Linked DNA regions of Homo sapiens: region 1 is linked to region 2. A link is a loop called in an ENCODE intact Hi-C map of the cell type or tissue named here. Cell type or tissue: endothelial cell of umbilical vein. All regions are shown on one strand. Links, peaks and the distances in the headings refer to the core of each region. The heading gives the core; the rest is flanking DNA.

The links. A loop is a pair of places that touch in the nucleus more often than their neighbours do. Peaks named below come from ENCODE experiments on the same cell type or tissue, not always from the same donor. Only the 100,000 strongest peaks of a DNase experiment are listed, where the experiment ranks them.
Region 1: it touches region 2 in a loop (5-fold over the local background); 3 of 110 quality-filtered maps call a loop at or near these places.

Annotation. Positions count from the first base shown.
Region 1 is chr10:24,850,270-24,853,189 of GRCh38, forward strand. PRTFDC1 (phosphoribosyl transferase domain containing 1) reads right to left here. Exons shown (of 9, transcript NM_020200.7): 8 at 1,119-1,195. Among named protein-coding and RNA genes, the nearest start is that of PRTFDC1, 100 kb to the right of the region's middle. In endothelial cell of umbilical vein, for the core only: no CTCF peak of the experiment used is centred there; a DNase peak (open chromatin) is centred at 1,522; H3K27ac peaks cover 734 bases.
Region 2 is chr10:25,022,027-25,024,946 of GRCh38, forward strand. It overlaps THNSL1 (threonine synthase like 1), which reads left to right. Exons shown (of 3, transcript NM_024838.5): 3 at 1,150-2,920. The coding sequence starts at 1,198. It also overlaps a transcript of ENKUR not described here. Among named protein-coding and RNA genes, the nearest start is that of THNSL1, 6.9 kb to the left of the region's middle. In endothelial cell of umbilical vein, for the core only: no CTCF peak of the experiment used is centred there; a DNase peak (open chromatin) is centred at 1,445; H3K27ac peaks cover 1,433 bases.

The DNA of each region.
Region 1 (2,920 bases), core at 193-2,692, 170 kb before region 2:
AACAAGCAAAGGGTTAGGAATATTTTGATTGAAAGCAACAGAAATGGGGCCAGGCTAATGTAAGCAAAAAAGGAGGATTTGGATGGGCTCAGTGGCCCCTGTCTGTAATCCCAGTACTTTGGGAGGCTGAGGTGGGAGCATGATTTGAAGCCAGGAGTTCAAGACCAGCCTGGACAGCATACGAAGACCCCATCTCTACAGCAAGTAAAAATATTAGCTAGGCATAGTGGCGTGTGCCTGTAGTCCCAGCTACTCAGGAGGCTGAGGCGGGAGGATCGCTTGAGCCTGGGAGTTCAAGGCTGCAGTGAGCTATGATTGCGTCACTGCACTCTAGCCTAGGTGAGACTGTGGAGTGAGACCCTGTGTCTTTAAAGAGGGGGGAGGGGGAATTTATTGGTGGAATACTGGGGTAGCTCTCAGAATCCAAGGATGAGCTGGGCAATGAAGCAACTAGAAGGCAGGAACAAGGGCAGCTCCAGAGACTTTCACCCATGGTGCTATGGATACTCTCTGGGGGCACTGCTATCCTAGTGGTTGAAGTCTGAACACACTCAGTCTCTGTGACTTTTGGTTTAAATTTCTAATTCCCAGGACAGAGAGACTGATTGGTCCACTATGGGTAAGTTGTCTACCTCTAGATCATGCAGTGTTGGTCAGGGTCACACAGCTGGGGTCCACACTGGGGGTCCACGTCTGTGTGGTGAGATCATTTCCCCCAAAGAGGGAAGAGTTATGAGCTGCATGCCACTGTAATTGAAACCTGCTAGAGTTCAAGCACTGACACAAACCAGTGTATAGAATATTGGCTATTGTTATGGTTGGTTGGGCACAGTCAATGACTATGGAGAAGAATCAGTGTCAAACCATAGTTCTGCTTTTAGCTTCCTATTTCTTTAGTACAAAATAGAGATAATCATAATTTGCCTCTATCATCCTGATACCTACCCTGCAGAATAGTAGTGGGAGTTAATTGGGAGTATGGATGCAATGTGCTCACCATACTCCTGACATAGAAGATACTCAATCAATAGCAGACATCACTAACACGCATTCAATACTTTTTTAAATTGTTAAGTTCTTATAAAAAGGGCGGTTAGGGATTTGCATGCAAGACTTACATTCAGATCTCTGAAGTATTCATTGTAATCTAAGGCATATCCCACCACAAATAAGTTTGGAATCTCAAATCCAGCATCTTAGCAGACAGAGAAAGAGAAAAAAAAAAAGGAACAAAATTTAGATTATATAAATGCAAGTCACCATATGCTGCTGTCGCCACTCAAACTTGAGGACCTTTCATTGAGGCAGGAGGGAGTGAGAAATGGTGAGAAATGCACACGATGAGCCCAAGAGGGACCTGGACCCGAAGGACTACTCGGGAGGAAGGAGGCAAGGCAAACAAGCCAACCTACAATGAAGAATGACTGATCTAGCATACAGAGTTGAGAAAGGGCTCAGGAAGCCTGGTGCATAACAAGAAATATGCATAATTGAGTCACGTGGCCCTGGTGTTCTAAAGCAAGCAGTATGCAGTGATACGATGCCAAAGGAAACACTCTCAACAACACAAAGGAAAGTTCAAGCAGAAGGCGTTACGACGCTGCATTATGTGAACAGGTGCGCGGGCCACAGCAACTAGAAAGCAATTCTCCCGCTGTACTCAGTGTCTTGGCTGTTTAAAGGGCTGGAAAGCAAAAGCCAGGACACAAGATGAAAGGCAACGGGATTGTTCAACTTGAGGAAGAGAATGTGGAGGTTGCATTAATGCTGGTCTTTGGGTTCATGATGCAGAGGATATTAATGAGCTCCCTACTGAGGGCAGAATGAGAGGAAATGGATTTAAGCACAGTGCAAGGTACTTATGAAAAGCAAAAGAAGATTCATTGAAAAGATGATGATTTTTTGTCAGAAAGGATTCTTTTTTTTTTTCTGAGACCGAGTCTCGCGATCTTGGCTTACTGCAGCCTCCACCACCAGGGTTCAAGCCATTCTCCTGCCTCAGTTTCCCGAGTAGCTGGGAAGACAGACGTGTGCCACCATGCCAGGCTAATTTTTGTAGTTTTAGTAGAGATGGGGTTTCACCATGTTGGCCAGGCCAGTCTCGAACTCTTGACCTCAAGTGATCCATCCGCCTCAGTCTCCCAAAGTGCTGGGATTACAGGCATGGGCCACTGAACCTGGCTATTTTTTGAGAAAGGATCTCACTCTGTTGTCCAGGCGTGTGATCATGGCTCACGGCAGCCTCTACCTCCACAGGCTCAGGAGATCCTCTCACCTCAGCCTCCTGAGTAGCTGGGACTACAGGCATGCAAAACTACGCCTGGCTAATACTTATTGGAGAGAATTCTTAAGGAACAGACAATAGCTCTCCTTCTTCAGAAGTCTTGAAACAGAATAAAGGTGCACTGGTCCAGTGATTTTCAAACTTGTTTCAGTGTTTTGGAATCTTACAGGTTTGTTTATTACAGTATTATAGATGAGAGATTTATTTGCTTACTTTTAATGGAAGTGTACTTGGGTACAGCCAGTGGGCTTATAGCCTGGGCAAAGTCATCTCCACAGTGACTATGACCAACGATGCTTTCACAAGAAGAAAACGACTGGTTCATGCTCATAGAAAGTACTGGAGGTACTTATTTTCTAGGGGGTTACATTATGGAGTCCCTTGCTAGGAAAATAAGTACTAGAGGTGAGGGACTTATTTTCTAGGGGGTTGCATTATGGAGTCCCTTGCTAGGAAGCCTGCTTGATTCCTCCAAACTGCAGAGTTTCTTGAAAAAAAGAGTAAGAGAGGAGAAGCAAGAGCAGAAGAGGTCAGAAGTTACATTGAGGAGAAAAGAAAGAATCAATCAGGAGAAAGGAACGCAAAGTACAAAGCCTCATAAATCCAGAGAGAAAGAAGGAACAGAGATTCTGAGCT
Region 2 (2,920 bases), core at 309-2,808:
ATGATCTAGTATTTAATATGGTTTAGTTGCATATTGCTTCTACCAGAGAACACGTGATAAGCCCCACTATGTGTCTGTGACATTACTTCAGGCAATTTACATGAACATTGCACAGGTATTATACTGCATTTTACGTAACTAAAAACTTGACTTGTCTGGCATACATTTTTGTTTTAATGGTGAGTATATTTCCAAAGACAAGGACTTGGTCAATATGGGAAATTATAGAGCTTCTTTGGATGCCAGAATAATTGTTGTCTCTCATCATTGGAAACATTCCTGAGGTTCTTGGCTGTGGCCCTGGGGTCTGGAAATTGAGTTAAATCTCTCCACTGATGATTATAGGGTTAGAAACAAAAGTGATGGTTCTGTGCAGATAAGGTTATATGTAGCCTTTGACCTCATTGCTGATTATTAATTTTTCTTAACTATTTGTATAATATACCTTTCACCTTGGCTCTTTTTAAAGCCTTCAATATGAATAATATGTAACAATGATTCTTAATATGCGTGTAAAAGGCACATAAGAAAGAAAATGTCATACCTTTGTCCTGTAGTTTGGAAAACTAAGCATTTTATAAGCAAATATGTTCTTTTATTCTGGTTTCCTGTTATGACTTCTATAAGAAATTTATGAGTAATATAGTCTGTCACAATGTTCATATAACTGAAGAGAAATTAAATATAAAGAATATTGTTCAACTTTTGTGAATTGCAAGTAGATAGCACTCCAACTCCAAATCATCTTTATATGTGATATAAACTGATAAACCATGAAATAATTTTCATTAAAAGATCTCAATATGAAAAGAAATAGTAATTTGATTTAGTGTATATATACTTTTAAAAGCATCTACAATCTGGCACTTTGTGAATACAAGTTTCTGTTTTTTATAGTTACAAATTTTGTCAAAGTTTTGATTTTTCAGTGTCTTGAGATTTTAAAAGATATCATTAAAAGGATAATATGCAATATATAAGAATTTGGGTTGGAATACTTTTTTTAATTCCATAAGTTTGGAAGATTTTTAAACAGTTTATGTACCATGGGCATGGTTATATTCAGTCCTATTGGGATTTTAACAATCTACTGTAATTAGTAACCAAATTATCTTTTGTTGTTTTTTGTTTGTTTTGTGTTTTGAAAAGGGCTAAAGCCAATTTTTAGGTTGGCTTGGGCAGAAAAGTGAAAAGAGAATGCTCCACTTTAACCGATGTCATCATCTGAAAAAGATAACACAGAAATGTTTTTCTAGTATACATGTTAAAACGGATAAACATGCACAGCGATTTCTTTCAAGAACCTTTGCACTTGCGGAATTGAGGAAGTCATGGTATTCAACCCACTCTCTTGTTGGAGACAAAAATATTATCCTGATGGGACCTCCTGGTGCTGGGAAAACAACAGTAGGCAGAATAATAGGTCAGAAACTAGGTTGTTGTGTCATAGATGTGGATGATGATATCCTTGAAAAAACCTGGAATATGAGTGTGTCTGAAAAATTACAGGATGTTGGTAATGAGCAATTTTTAGAAGAGGAAGGAAAAGCTGTGTTAAACTTCTCTGCATCTGGAAGTGTGATTTCCCTTACTGGGTCCAATCCAATGCATGATGCTAGCATGTGGCATCTGAAGAAAAATGGAATAATTGTATACCTGGATGTACCTCTACTAGATCTAATTTGTCGTCTAAAATTAATGAAGACAGATAGGATTGTAGGTCAGAATTCTGGAACATCTATGAAAGACTTACTTAAATTTAGAAGACAGTATTATAAGAAGTGGTATGATGCTCGTGTTTTCTGTGAAAGTGGGGCTTCCCCAGAGGAGGTAGCTGACAAAGTGCTGAATGCAATTAAAAGATACCAAGATGTGGACTCGGAAACATTCATTTCAACAAGACACGTTTGGCCTGAAGACTGTGAACAGAAGGTTTCAGCAAAATTCTTTAGTGAAGCTGTAATTGAGGGGTTGGCTTCTGATGGTGGCCTCTTTGTTCCTGCAAAGGAGTTTCCAAAATTAAGCTGCGGGGAGTGGAAAAGCCTAGTAGGAGCAACCTACGTAGAAAGAGCACAGATACTGTTGGAAAGATGTATCCATCCTGCAGACATACCTGCTGCCAGGTTGGGAGAAATGATTGAAACTGCTTATGGGGAAAACTTTGCCTGCTCAAAAATTGCTCCTGTCAGGCACCTTTCAGGCAACCAGTTCATCCTGGAGTTGTTTCATGGACCAACAGGATCATTTAAAGATTTGTCTTTACAGCTTATGCCTCATATTTTTGCACACTGTATCCCACCAAGTTGCAATTATATGATACTTGTAGCTACTTCAGGAGACACAGGGAGTGCAGTCTTAAATGGTTTTAGTCGTCTAAATAAGAATGATAAGCAAAGGATAGCTGTGGTTGCATTTTTTCCTGAGAATGGAGTAAGTGATTTTCAAAAAGCACAAATAATTGGCAGTCAGAGAGAAAATGGATGGGCAGTGGGTGTTGAGTCAGATTTTGATTTTTGCCAGACAGCTATAAAAAGAATTTTTAATGATTCTGATTTTACTGGCTTTCTTACTGTGGAATATGGAACAATCTTAAGTTCGGCTAACTCCATAAACTGGGGCCGACTACTTCCGCAGGTAGTTTATCATGCTTCCGCATATCTTGATCTTGTTAGTCAAGGATTTATTTCTTTTGGAAGCCCAGTCGATGTCTGTATTCCCACAGGAAACTTTGGTAACATTTTAGCAGCAGTGTATGCCAAAATGATGGGAATCCCGATTCGAAAATTTATCTGTGCCTCTAATCAGAACCATGTTTTGACTGATTTTATAAAAACAGGACATTATGATCTAAGGGAAAGAAAACTAGCACAAACCTTTTCACCGTCAATAGATATTCTCAAATCTTCAAACCTAGAACGAC